2 separate regions of the Homo sapiens genome follow, and region 1 is linked to region 2. A link is a contact called in ENCODE Hi-C or POLR2A ChIA-PET data. All regions are on one chromosome and are shown on one strand. The core of a region is the stretch at or near the end of the contact, and the rest is flanking DNA. Distances in the headings are between cores, read along the strand shown.

Evidence for each region. Hi-C counts contacts between places; a loop is a spot of excess contacts on that map. ChIA-PET counts read pairs that join two places held with the same protein, here RNA polymerase II (POLR2A). Pooled maps may share reads with other maps.
Region 1: a pooled map shows a loop between it and region 2 (2.3-fold over the local background). The contact joins two enhancer-like sites. A Hi-C loop is called at or near these places in 6 of 168 maps with a recorded cell type or tissue (adrenal gland, body of pancreas, left cardiac atrium and 2 more) and 4 of 50 pooled maps. POLR2A ChIA-PET finds 5 or more read pairs at or near these places in 6 of 52 experiments (H1, MCF 10A, OCI-LY7 and 3 more).

What each region holds. Positions count from the first base shown.
Region 1 is chr6:44,093,166-44,100,200 of GRCh38, reverse strand. No RefSeq gene overlaps it. Among named protein-coding and RNA genes, the nearest start is that of SCIRT, 22 kb to the right of the region's middle. RefSeq lists silencers at 1-89, 3,208-3,377, 3,155-3,449 and an enhancer at 995-1,164. Within about 2 kb of position 3,345, at least 2 of the 41 ENCODE cell types and tissues checked have a DNase peak (open chromatin) inside an H3K27ac peak, as active enhancers do; they include right lobe of liver, where a contact is called at or near this core.
Region 2 is chr6:43,719,657-43,726,533 of GRCh38, reverse strand. No RefSeq gene overlaps it. Among named protein-coding and RNA genes, the nearest start is that of MRPS18A, 35 kb to the right of the region's middle. RefSeq lists an enhancer at 1,504-1,593. Within about 2 kb of position 1,298, at least 13 of the 41 ENCODE cell types and tissues checked have a DNase peak (open chromatin) inside an H3K27ac peak, as active enhancers do; they include right lobe of liver, where a contact is called at or near this core.

The DNA.
Region 1 (7,035 bases), core at 2,096-4,595, 370 kb before region 2:
CTCAGTGTATTCACTCCTAATTTGTCCATGACAGATTTAGGCTCAGAGCTCAAGGGGGTTGCAGACTCTGGGTGAGCCTTTGTCCCTGCCCTTGAGAAGGTCCCAGTTGCCTAAAGCTCTTGGCCAGAACTTAAGGAAACCAAGGGCACAGGTGCATAGCAGTACCTACTGTGCCTGCTAGATGCTTGGCGCAAGGGATTTTGTTTACTCCTTACAACAACTCTATGAAGCAGGTTTTACTCACCTCAGTTTGTGTTGTGGACACTGAAGCTTGGTTGTTAATTAATTGCCCCAAATTGCATAGTAATGGATGGAGCCAGGATTTAGGCCTGGGTCTGACTCCAGAGGTCCTTTCTTTCAGCACTAGATGGAATCCTTGTTGGCAGAACAAGGGGGAGAAGAGGCTTTATGTTGCCCAGCTTGTCCTTTTGAGCACATAACATCGTATATGAGCCAGAACATAAAGGTATGAAAGTTAATACAGGTCGGTACTTCTTAGCTTTTATGGGCCCTTCGAAAACCTGAAACTTGCTAAGGGTTGTGGACCCTTTCCCCAGATAGTGCATATATGCAGAGGCATACATAGGTTACTCTGGGTACAATTTCAGGGATTTGAGGTCCCCCTGAAACCTCCAGTGGTTCCCAAGTTGAGAACCCCTGTGAGAGGTGTTTGCTAACAATGTGACAGATGAGAAGAGATGACTGTCCATGCCCTGCACAGAGCACATACCACAGTGCCCAGAGAGGTCTGTACATACTCGTTTCAGCCTGTTTTTAATAGAATTGGAAACAATCTGAATAGCCATCAGTAGGGGCCTGGGTAAATAAGCAAAGTCCATGTGTGCCATGGAGTAGCACACAACTGTTCCAAGAAAGGATGGTGTAGGTATAGATAGATGTAGCTCTCCAAGACATATTGTTGAATGGAAAAAAGCCTGTTGAAGAGTGATATACCTCACACATTATTGTGGGTTTTTTGTTTTTTTTTTTTTTTAAGACAGGGTCTCACTCTGTCACCCAGGCTGGAGTGCAGTGGTGCAATCTCAGCTCACTTCTGCCTCCATACGCCGGGTTCAAGGTGTCTCAACCTCCTGCATAGCTGGGATCACAGGCCACCATGCCCAGATAATTTTTGTGTTTTTAGTAGAGACGCGTTTTCGCCATGTTGACCAGGCCGGTCCCGAACTCCTGGTCTCAAGTGATTCACCCGCCTCGTTCTCCCAAAGTGCCGGGATTACAAGCATGAACCACTGTGCCCGGCCCCACACACATTATTTATGTAAAATCACTTAACAACGTTATTTCCTACAAATACAGAAAAATTTATGGGACTGGGTGCAGTGGCTCACACCTATAATCCCAGCACTTTGGGAGGCTGAGGTGGGTGGTCACTCGAGACCAGGAGTTCGAGACCAGCCTGGCCAACATGGTGAAACCCCGTCTCTACTAAAAATACAAAAATTAGCTGGGCCTGGTGGTGTGCACCTGTAATCCCAGCCACTTGGGAGGCTGAGCATGAAGATCACCTGAACCTGGGAGGCAGAGGTTGTGGTGAGCTGTGATATCACACCACTACATTCCCTGCACTCCAGCCTGGGCACCAGAGCAAGATACCCTGTCTCAAAAAAAAAAAAAAAAAAAGGCAAAAAAGCACAAGAATGATACCCAAGACAGTGCTAATAGTGGGAGTTCCTTTGGGGAGGAGGGAGGTAGAAGGTTCCTGGTCAAAGGTGACACAGCTCTGTAGTGCTTTAATTTTTTAATAAAGAGACTATATCCCTCTATTATTTGTGTACTTAAAATCACAAATAATTTTAAAATGCAATGCACATACCATGTGTATGGGGGAATGAGGGCAAGAGGAAGGGATTCTGAAGGAGGTGGTGTGGGGTAGAGCTTTTATATCAGACAAGCCTGTATTCCAGTCCTGACCTTGACAATTACCTGCCAGTGACTTCAGGCAAGTCACCTTACTCTCTGAGTCTCAGCCTCCTCATTTGAGAAGTCAGGATGACAATGTCTGCCTTCCAGGGCTCTTGTGTGGATATGGAGTAGGCCGTAGAATTCTTGGCACATAGTAGGTGCTCAGCGTATCAATCATAGCCATTATTGTTATTTCAAATTTCAGCCAAAAATAATCACTTGAGCTCTTAGTAGGTGACAGTTGGATTAAGGACATTGGGACTGTATCTGGTTCAATCAGGGATGACTTCCTGGGGGAGGAGGGGCTTGAGCTACTTAAATATATGTGGGAAGTGGGGCAGCATTGAGTTAGAGAGAGGGCTGTGTGCAGAGGCCAGGGAGGGATTATGCCTGTGTGCCTATTATTAGTAATGATATTACTTATTTCCATATTATAGACAAAGAGGGAGAGTCCAAGTAACTTGTCCACAGACACATAGCTAGTAAGTGTAGGGTGTTCACATGGAAGGGATGGGCAGAGGAAGAGAAATGGGAAAATGCAGGAAACTGGGATAGTTCTGTGGGAGGAGAAGGGAGAAAAAGAATGGGCTTTGTAATCAGAAAGGCTCCTGAAGAGAGGGATGTGGGGGATTTAACAGGCCAGCCATTGCCCTTTACTTAAAAAAAAAAATGCCCAGGGGAGATGTAGGACCTTAAGGTCTTACCTTTGCAAGACGCTCTTGACAGAGGCCACTGGCTCTCCATCTCCCTTGGGCCCAAGCAGAAAGGATTGGGGCCCCTCCCCACAGGAAGGGGTGCTAGGCTGACTAGTCCTAGGAGGCTGGGCGTCTTTTCCCCAGGAACCCTCCAAGAACTGGGTGGGTTGAGAGCTGGCTGGCAGTACTGTGCCAAATGAAGTCGCTGCATGCCCTGTAACCTGGCAATTCCGCTTCTTAGGTTTTCAGGCCGAGCCGTAACGGTTCCTGTCAAGGACGGTCATGGCAGGGTTGCTGGGGTGTTGGAGGGAACTTGGGTGCCTGTCGCCCTCAGAGTGGGTAAATAAATGTGGAAGGTGCCCACCAGAAACTAAATGTGCTCACAGCAACATGAATGAGGTTTAAAAATACAGTGCTGAGCGAAAACAATTAAGAAATATATCTATAATGTGTGTGTGTGTTTTTTATATATATATATATATATATATATATATATATTACTAATTGTGAAACTAAAAAATACATGCACTTGTTTTGCAAGGACACATACAAATGGTTGGCTATGGGTTAGGATGAGGAATGAGAATAAAAATGAGATAAATGCAGAGTGTGGTGAAATCCAGTTCCTCTGCAGGTGGAAAGGGTGGCCAAGCGGTCAACCCACATTTCTGTGCACATTGTGCCATCTAGTGGGCAAAGGGGCGTTCAGCTGCCCTGGTCCTGGAGCTGGTGCAACTATGGCACCATGACATCCTGGGCAGGTGCTGCCTCAGCTGGGCCCCCAGAGCAGAGGTGAGAGGTGAGTGCTGCCTGTCAAGTGGGGGCCAGGCACAGCCTGCTGTAGGCCTGGCCAGTGGGGCTGGTAGCCATTTCTGTTGCAGCAGGGAGGAGGGTTCAGACAGGCCTGCCTGCCTCCAGGAGCTGTCTGATGTCAGGGCTGGCTCTTCACCGCCTGCTATGGCAGGCAGGCAGGTGGTTCCTGAGAAGGGAGTGGCTGAGACTCTGATGCCAGATTTTCACATGTAGCCCTCCCTTCTGGCAGGAAAGAGAGCATCTGGCAGGATCATTGTGAAAGCAAAGAGGAGAGAGGAGAGCAGGTAGAGACACTCAGAGTCTAGAGAGAGCAATGACTACCTTGAGGTGGAGTACGGAGGACAGACCCTGGCACCAGACTGCCAGGGTTCACATCCCTTGGGCAAGTCCCCTGTGCATCAGTTTCCCCTCCTTGGAATGTAATAGTACGTACCTTGTAGGGTTGAAGTGAGTCAAAATAAGGCACTTAAAACAGGTCCCCTTTCCGGGTCAGGGCTGTGTAAGTGTTGTCCACTCTCAGTATCTGAGGTTCACCCAACTCCTGTAAAGCCAGCACCCTGCTCTCATCCTTCATGAGAGTCATGGGGCATGAACAGAATGCCCTGGGCTGATGGGGGTCACTGCAGCAGGGCCTGGGGCTATAGGCTAGGAAGGGACTCCAGCCATGGACCCAGGCCAAACTGTGGAGGGAGGTGGGGTGAAGCAGGGCGGGGCCTGGGGCTGGGGACACTGCATTCTTTTTTTGTTTTTTGAGACGGAGTTTCGCTCTCGTCACCCAGATTGGAGTGCAATGGCGCCATCTCGGGTTCAAGCGATTCTCCTGCCTCAGCCTCCCAAGTAGCTGGGATTACGGGCTCCTCCCACCACGCCCAGCTAATTTTTTGTATTTTTAGTAGAGACAGGGTTTCACCATGCTGGCCAGGCTGGTCTCGAACTCCTGACCTCAGGTGATCCGCCAACCTTGGCCTCCCAAAGTACTGGGATTTTACAGGCATGAGCCACCACGCCCAGCTGGACACCCCATTCTTGGGGTCTGTAAAAATACTTTCTTGGCCGGGTGTGGTAGCTCATTCCTGTAATCCTAGCACTTTGGGAGGCTAAGGAGGGTGGGTCACCTGAGATCAGGAGTTCGAGACCAGCTGGCCAACATGGTGAAAACCTGTCTCTACTAAAAATACAAAAATTAGCTGGGTGTGGTGGCACACGCCTGTAGTTTCAGCTACTCAGGAGGCTGAGGCAGGAAAATCGCTTGAACTCGGGAGGCAGAGGTTGCAGTGAGCCAAGATCGCACCATTGCACTCCAGCCTGGGCAACAAGAGTGAAACTCCTTCTCAGTCTTGGTTACCTCTGGGGCTTGACGGGCCCTGTCCTGCCCCACCTCTCTCTACAGCCTCTGGCCATTTATTTTAGCTGCCCCTCCCCACACACCAGCCTCTCCAGGCCCCTGCATCACAGTCATCTTTCTAAAGCACAGTACAGCTCAGCCTGTTGAAGAACCTGCCTTGGCTCCTCGTTGCCCAGAAATTCAATGTAGACATCCTTGGTAGGCATTCAGGGTCCCTTCTGGTCTGGCCCACCCTGCCTTCCACGCCCATCTCCCGCCAGTTCTACTCTCAGCAACTCCATTGCCTCTCAGCTCCCACCAGGCCTCATGTTCCACATCCCTGGCCTTGCTCAAGTTATTCTCCTTGTTTTGAGCGCTCGTCCTCCCCACTTTTCCACCTGGCAAAATCCTCCTCATTCTTAGGGACCCAGTTAGTTCCTCCATGAAGACTTCCCCGGCAAACTGTGTCCCCCCACCCCAGGCTTCTGTCATAAACCACTTGTCATTAATCACTTAACAGTTATCACATTTTGTCACAGCCAGCCAGTTCCTGTTCAGTGAGTAGAGGAAAGAAAACATGGACTTTGTTACCAGACTATATGATGGAATCTCAGCTTGGCTACTCACCAGCTATGCGACCCTGGGCAAGTTACTTAACCTCTGAGCTTTGGTTTTCTCATCTACTAAATGGGGATAATGCTCATATTTAACCCGGATTCCTCACCAGGCCTGCAAAGCCTTGCCTGCCTCCTGTCTCCTGTTGCTCTCCACATCTCACCCACATCAACGTCCCTGCCCCTCCTTGAACATTCTCAGTCCTTTCTTGCGTCCCTGCCTTTGCACCTGCCCTTCTCTACCTGGAATGTTTCCTTCTCATTCCATTCTCCACCTCATTTCCAATGTCACCTCCTCAGAGAGGCCCTCTGCAACCACCTTCTCTAAATCCCCCGCCTGGTTTTGCTTCATCTTACTTTCTGTTTATTTTCTTCTAGGGCTTATCCCAACCTGAAATTTCCCTACTTTCTGGCTTGCTTGTCAGCTCCGTGAGTGTGGGGCTCTTTTCTCTGGGAACTCAGAAGATGAACAGACTTGATACGTGTTAGTCCTGGCCTCTCCTCTTCCTCCAAGCCACACCTGCTCATCTGTGAGCCCCTTCAGGGCAGGGCATCATGTCCTCCTCATTTTTGCTTTCTTGACCCTGAGCAGTATGCCTGGTCCATAGTGAACCCTTAGCCTGTATTTGCTGCCTGCCTGCCTGTCATTGTCTTCCCCAACCTTTTCCCTTAGCAGCCCTTGGTGATCTCCTGATGGTTTCTAACACATGCTGCAGGTTACATGTGGAGCTGAGCCTGATATCTCCCAGAGTGGGAATGTCCAGGGGTGGCCTCATGTTTCTGCCACTTACTTTGCTTTCCAGCCCAGGACAGGATTTTGAGTGGAGAGTTTGGGGTATATTACTGGCTGTAGCATTAGGGACCTTGGCCACGCCCTTTGCATTACCCTGCGTGGTAGGACAATACCTAGAATGGTCTGGTCAAACCCGAGAGACTTACAGAAGGTCAAGAGGACACAGCGATGCTCATAGGCCCCTCTCAGTGGGGAGATTGGGCTGTGACTTGTTCAGGCGGAGTGGGGTCCACACAGTCTGATGAAGCTTCATTTGGTTCAGAGGAAAATTGCTCTCTGAACACAGACCATCCCTTCTTTTTTTTTTTTTTTTTTTTTTTGAGATGGAGTTTTGCTCTTGTTGCCCAGGTTGGAGTGCAGTGGCATGATCTCGGCTCACCACAACCTCTGCCTCCTGGGTTCAAGTGATTCTCCTGCCTCGGCCTCCCGAGTAGCTGGGATTACAGGCATGCGCCACCATGGCTGGCTAATTTTTTGTAATTTTAGTAGAGACGGGGTTTCTCCGTGTTGGTCAGGCTGGTCTTGAACTCCTGATCTCAGGTGACCCACCCTCCTTGGCCTCCCAAAGTGCTGGGGTTATAGGTGTGAGCCACTGCGCCCGGACTCCATCCCTTCTTAAGCTGACCCAGGGGTCTGGTAATTGAGTGAGTGTGATGGCTCAATGTTACCCACCTCCTCTGGCATCAGGATGTAGGGACCAGTCCGTTGGTATGCAGAGGTTGTGGTACCCAGCCTGGCATCAGCGATGCTGGGAAGAGGGAATGCTGTTGCCTGTCTGCTGCTGTGGGAATGACAGAGAGGGCTGGAAGGAGTGGCCTGGCAGGGATGGACCCCAGGGCCCGTGCCTTCCTTGTGCTCACTGAGCAAATGAAG
Region 2 (6,877 bases), core at 49-2,548:
CCGCCTTGGCCTCCCAAAGTGCATCATTTGTTATTTTTAGGTAGATGCATAAGCAGATCATCAAAACATTAGGTGGTTAGTGCAGAATAAGGCAATGTAGATCCAGGGCATCCTGGGAGCACTGGAGAGGAGCCCCAACGTGCCAGGTACAGCCCAGCCAGGGAAGAGAGTCAGGACACTGGGCATAGATGCCCTCCCTGCGTCACCTAACCCTGCATCCCTGGAACCCACTGGCCACCCCCAAGGATGTTGCCTTTCTGAAGTGCTGGAGCAAGTGGAGAGGGGCAGAAGAAATGCATGTGCCCCACCTCCCTGCGGACAAGAGGGGAGAGAGGGTACACAGGTGGCCACAGGCAGGCAGAATAGGGCCTGCTTTCATGGGCCACCTCCTCCCAGGACCCTGGCTCTCCAAAGTGCCTGCCACCCTGTCTGGTGATAGAAATGCTGGGGAGTTGGGAGGAGGGCGGGTGCCCTAACACTCAATCCACATGGAGCAGAATGAAGGGGCAACTCCCCTTTCATGGAGTTCTTTCCTAGACCCTAGAGTTCAAGAGTTCAGGACTCCTGTTCACAGGAGCACACTATCTTTCCACCACTCTCAGCAGGGAGTATCACTGCCCCCACCTCTTAGATGAGTACATGGAGGCTGAGAAGGGACACTGATCTTTCTCAGTCACTCAGTTCAGAAGTGGCAGCGGAAAGTCAGCATCTGGGCTGGCTGCAAAGTGGCCACTCTTCTTCTCCTTCCCCGTTCTGCTTCTCCCAATTTGGGGTGCCCAGGAAAGCCTATTATGTAGGGAGGGCAGGGCTGTGAGACTCAGGGGAGGTGGGGGAGTGAGAGGCAGATATTGCTGTGTAAAATGACCTGGATCTGTGGTGAGGGCTCCAGGATTGGTGGAGAGAGCAGGGTACAGAACTGGGTTGGGGGGTTACAGCCAGGAAGAGATGGAACCACAGGGAGGAAGCCCCGCCTGCCCCCCATCCTCATCACAATAGGCATCGTGGCAAACAGAAGGAGGAAGGGGCAAGGCCCCAACCCCTCCTCCACAGTATCACCTGGCCAGGCAGCCCCATTCCCAGCCCTGCGCCCACAGGGACCAGGATGTGGGCAACTAGGGATAGACAAGCCCTGACGTAGACAACTCTGCGACCCCCATGCCTGGCCTCCTTAGCCACCAGCCAAATACTCTTTGTGGTTTGGGCACCGGCCAAGCGCCCACACCCCAGCTCACGGGACCACAGCTTCCCTGTTGCATCAGGTTACTGAGCGCGTGCACACGCCCCAGAGCCTGTTACACAACTGTGGTGCGCGTGCGCAGCACCCACACACCCTGGGTGGCTCCACAGTCCCACAGAAGAAACCGCAGCCTTGCCTGGAGTGCACAGGGCCCGCTCCAGACTCTTGGCATTGAGAGCTGGAGATGGGGGTTAGGGGGAGGAGGGTGCCTGGTCTGGGGCCAGGATCTGTGAGCTCCACCACTGGCTCATTGTGAAACACCAGTAAGTCATGGCCCCTCTCTGAGCCTGTTTCCCCACCTAGAAAGGAAGCTCACCTTCCACCCTGATGATCTACATACCCAATTGCCCTCTGCGCCCCTCAACACCCTCCAAACCACCACCACCATCTCCCTTCCTGTAGGAATGTCAGCAAGAGAGGGAAGCAAGAATCTGCACAGAGAGGAGACGGAGGGGTGGATAAGATGACCTCTAAAAGGGCCCTTTCCTCTTGGGGCTTCTCCCCAGTAGAAGTGGGTGTGCCTTGAGGGGAGCTCCATCATCACCCTTTCTCCAGGAAGACCGAGGACAGTGGCCAGAGCTCTTTTGAGAAGAGACTAAGGAGCAGGAGGCAGGGGATGGGTAACTTTCTTCTGGAGGCAGGGGATGGGTAACTTTCTTCTTTGTAGTTTTTTCCCCCACTTTTCTACAACAGACATGTGTCACACACTACTTGCAATGGGTGGAGGAGGGAGTGTGTTGGGAGGGCAAATGCTCTTGGGGAAGGTTAATGTATCAAGCACACCCCCTTTCCCACCCTTAAGCCAGCATTTCCCTAACTATGTTGTGGCAAACGGGCTCAAATAAGCACAGGAAACCTGAGTTAAACACAGTCTAACAGGTTTTCTTGACTGCAGGACTTCTCTGAGCCTCTAACATGCTAATCTGGGCTACAACCCTCAGAGACGAGGGACGAGACAAGGAAACGCATTTAATCTCAGAGCTCTTTATAGGGGAGCATCTCAAGATGCACTTACTAGGCACTGCTGGAACTCAGAGTCCGGTGGCACGCCAGGCCCACACCCCATTGGTGAAGAGCCTCCATGGAGGAGAGACAGCCTAGGCCCCGGAGGACACCAAGGGCAGATGCCCTAGGCAGCTACCTCCCACTGCGTGAGTCCAATCCCAATCCTTCTCCCCAGAACTGGTCCAAGACCTGTATCCCAGTTACGAAGGCAGGTAGTAATGTGGGAGGGCCCATGGGTGGCCCTGCCGCTTCCCTGAAGTTACTTAGATCTGCAGTGACCCCTGCTGGCTCTAGCCAAAATCACCCCTCCCCTTACTCCTCACCTTCCTCCTTGCCAATCCCTGGCCCTCCAGCCTCTTCCTCATTAGCCTTGACGCAGCCCCATCAGGACCCACCGTGACCACACCCAAACACCAGATCCTTTATGCTTTCCTTCATGCCTGGGGTTGGAATCTGGCCAGGCTTTGACTGAGCAACATGTTAGTGAGTTCTGAGGCCTGTGCTGGGGAGGCCCTGATGGCATGAGGAAGAGGGCTCCGAGGACAGCCTGACCCCTTATCAAGGGCACAGTCACCCGCATGGAAGTTCAAGACCACTATCATAACAGCAAACATTCATTGGCTTTTTCAGGAACAGAGCTGAATCCTTTATGTCGAGTATTCCATTTAATTCTCATAAGAATTCTACAGGCACTGTTCCTGCATTGATCCAGTTTTCCAATGAGAAACTGAGGCTCAGAAGTTTAAAAATTACCAAATGGCAAAACTCAGATTCAAATCTGGATTTCTGGATTTGAGCCCACCCGTTCCTTCCCCGTGCTATTTTGCTCTTCTTGCTTCTGCCCACCCCTCAATCCACCTACAGTGTTCAAGTGTAGTTTTTTCTGCCCAGTGCCCGTGGTTTTGGGGAAGATGACTCAAGTGGACTTGCCTCATGTCCTCCAAGCATGGCCTTGTGAGCAGACCTAGCCAGTCATTATACCCTTCCCCCTAGTCAACGGGAACACAGATTGGGTTTTCATCCCCCGGAACCCATTCTTTCTTCTGATAAATAGCCTCTTGATTTCCTCTGGGCAGTCCCTACACTCTCAGTAAAAGTGGCTTGGATGGAAATGACTCCATCTCCCTGTCTCCGTGGGAAGATTCAGACCACTCAAGCACAGAAAAAAAAAAAAAAAAAAAAAAAAGTCCTATCCATAGTGATTGGTTCAGGAAGGACATATGACCAAACCAGGCCCATCAGAGTCAATCCTGGAATTTTACTGGAGCCACTGGGAAGAAGAATGGCTTTCTGCTCTCTCCGAAGTTACTAAATGGGTACGTATATTCCAAGAGTTTCCAGGAGTACTGCCTAAGGAGAACATGCGCGAGAAGGAAGCCCACACAGAGGAGAGCAGAGACCAAGCCCTGCAGACATTGTCCGGGCTGTGCCAAAGACAGACTCACCCCTGGACTCTTCAGTGATATAAGCCAATAAATTACTTTTTTGTTGTTGTTTTTGTCTTAAGCAAGTATGAGTTGGGTTCCTGTCCTTTGAAACAAAGATCTATCGAAGCCTCCCCCCATTATTCCTCATTGTTAACAGCTGTGTTTCCTTCTTGCCTTTTTCTCCCATGCTTACACAGACATACTGGACACTTTCTAAATAAAAATTGACGCCACTGGCTACTCCTTTCTTCAAGATATACTCTTTCGCTTATTTTTGTAAAGCCTAGCTCCCGGTTTTCGGCTCTCTTCCTGCCCCTCTGAAGTCCTGTCCATCTTATTTTCCTTCACTGGCTCCTCTCTGTTTGCGAGTAACAGAAACCACCTCTGGCACTTATAAGAAAAAATAAAAAACAAAAGAATTAACTGGAAAAATATTAAGGAGCTAGGTCAGAGAATCGACTGGGAGTCTGGAGTACCTAACTTGGAAACCAGACAGAAGTGACTTGGCTGAACTCCAAAGGCCCCTTCCATCCTAGTGTCAGGATGCTCAAGATGCCCAGACCCAAGAGTCTGACCAGCTGAGTTTAGGTCAGATGGCCGCCCCTCGGCTGCTCCATGGAGGTGAAAGGGAGGGCCTGGTGCAATGAGTCTCCAGGGATCCTTCCAACTCTAGAGTAGGAAAGCAGATCATTTGTTTTTTCACCCCACAAGATGGAGAAGAGACAATGCCCCAAAAGGAAAACTCAAAATGAGGGTGAACATGTTCCCAGCATTCTCAAGGTTGTGCCCTAGGCTTTTTCTCTTCTCTCCACTGCTCCCTGGGCCTTCTCATTCCTCTCTTTGATGGCTGCAGCTGCCACCAATATGCCTACAATGCCCAGGATAGACCTCTACCCCAGACCTGTCTCTTGAGTCCAGACCCATATATCCATGAGCCTCTCTACACAGATGGCTCACAGCCCCTTCAACTCAATGCGTTCAAACTTAACTCTTCCTGGTCAGCAAACCTGCTCCTTCTTTGAGGTCCCTTAGCTTAGCAAATGCAACCACCAGACACTCCACTGATCACAGCAGAACCTGGGATCCTTGAGTCATTCTTAATGTCCCTCACCCTAGCAGTCTCAACTCTAGTACTCCCATCTTCACCTGAATAGTTCCTTGTGGCATAAATGTCTAGCCATCTCCCTTTCTTCTTTAGTGATAGGCCCATGGCTGCCCAAAATAAAGACAAATTCCCTGGCATCCTTTGCAGCTAGGAGAATCATGTGACTGAGCTCTGGCCAAAAGTCTGTGAGTAGAAATGGTGTGTCACCTACAAAGATGTGTTCTTAAAGGCAGGAGCATATCATTTCCTTCTCTCTCACCTTTTTCCTTCCTGCTGACTGGACTATGAACATAATGGCTGGAGCTGGAAAAGCCATTCTGGACTGAGATGTGAGAATGTGAGAATGGTGGAGCCACGGATTTAGCTAGAGGGAGCCTGGCACCTGTGATGACTATGGAGATTCTCCATCACCCCTGGACCACCCAGCTCTGGGCTTCACTTATGGAAGAAAATTAAACTTCTGTCTTGTTTAAACCACTCTTATTTTGGGGGTTTTCTGTCACTTACAGCTGAAGCTAATCCTGACACATTGCTCTCATCCCTGTAAACTTCAGCTTAAATGTCACTTCCTCCGAGAAGTCTTCCTGGATCACACAGATTCAGGCAGGTCCAGTTGTGATAAAATGTCATAGCATAGAAACTTATCCTGTGCTTCCCTTCACCGCTTCTCAGATTTGTATTGAAATCTTTTTTTTTTTTTTTTTCTGAGACAGAGTTTTGCTCTGTCACACAGGCTGGAGTGCAATGGCGCGATCTTGGCTCACTGCAACCTCTGCCTCCTGGGTTCAAATGATTCTCCTGCCTCAGCCTCCCTAGTAGCTGGGACTACAGGCACACGCCACCACACCTGGCTAATTTTTTGCATTTTTAGTAGAGATGGGGTTTCACCATGTTGGCCAGCCTGGTCTCGAACTCCTGACTTCGTGATCCGCCTGCCTCAGCCTCCCAAAGTGCTGAGATTACAGGCGTGAGCCACCGCGCCCAGCCTGAAATCATTTTTCATATAAAAATAGGTTTATTATCTTTCTCTCCAATGGAACACAATTTCCAAGAGGGCAGGAACTGAGGCTGCCTTTTTACTGCTGAAGTCCCAGTGTCTGGAATATGGCAGTCATTCAATAAACCTTGTTGGTGAATGAATGGATGAACTTAATATTTTAGATGAGATTATCCCCCATTTCACAGGTCAAGTTACTACAGTCACTTTTCGTAAGACATGAACCCAACCAGACCTACCACCTCAGACTCACCAGCTTCTGTAAGTGAGCCTCACTCCCCACATGGAAATTTGTCCTCCGCTACCTTCATCTCAGCTCTGTGGCTCTGTGCTCCTCTTTTTCTTAAAATTCTGGGATCATCTATTACCAAACTCAAGTTGGCCTTAACAGACTCTAGGGTTCCAGCTCAGCAAACAGGCTATTGTCCTGCTTGAAGTCACCTCCAGCAAGGGGAAAGATAGTACCCCATCCTCTTTCCACTCAAGCAGCCTAGGTAGTCATCATCAAAAAGGATCTCAGGACCAGGCGCACTCCTCCCAGGGCCTGCTGGCTCCAGCTCCCACTCTTGCTGCCTGCTCTGGTGCCCCCAGAACTTCCCTGGCCTTTGGGCCCTGAAGAATCCCTCCCCTGCCCTCTGCGCTCTGCCTTTGATGATCCTCCAAGTGGTGAAGCGTGGAGGGCAGGGAATGTGGGATGGGTTAGGGTTAATTCCCACTAGGCTGTGAGCACCTGAGGGCAGGAATCAAGCTTTTTCCATCCCTGTCTTCCTACACCTGGCACAGTGCCTGGCACATAGTAGGCTCAGAAAATGTGGCTGGATAAAAAGCAAGGCCATCTAAGGTATGGCTAGGAGAGGAAGAAAGGGCTGCATGGGGTGAGGAGGATAATCAGAGATGCTTGCTGCCCACTGGGTGCTCTGAAAGGAGGGTAAGGATCTGCCTACTCCTATCACCACTTGTGCGGGGAGGGGCCCAGTCAGGAGATGCCGGAGGAGTCCGGGGTTGGTGGGAACTGGATCCCGGCAGACCCTCTCCCCGCCCCACTGCCAGGCAGGGATCTGTGGGTGGGTGAGCATGTTTGGCTATTGTCTCTGATCTGTGCTCCT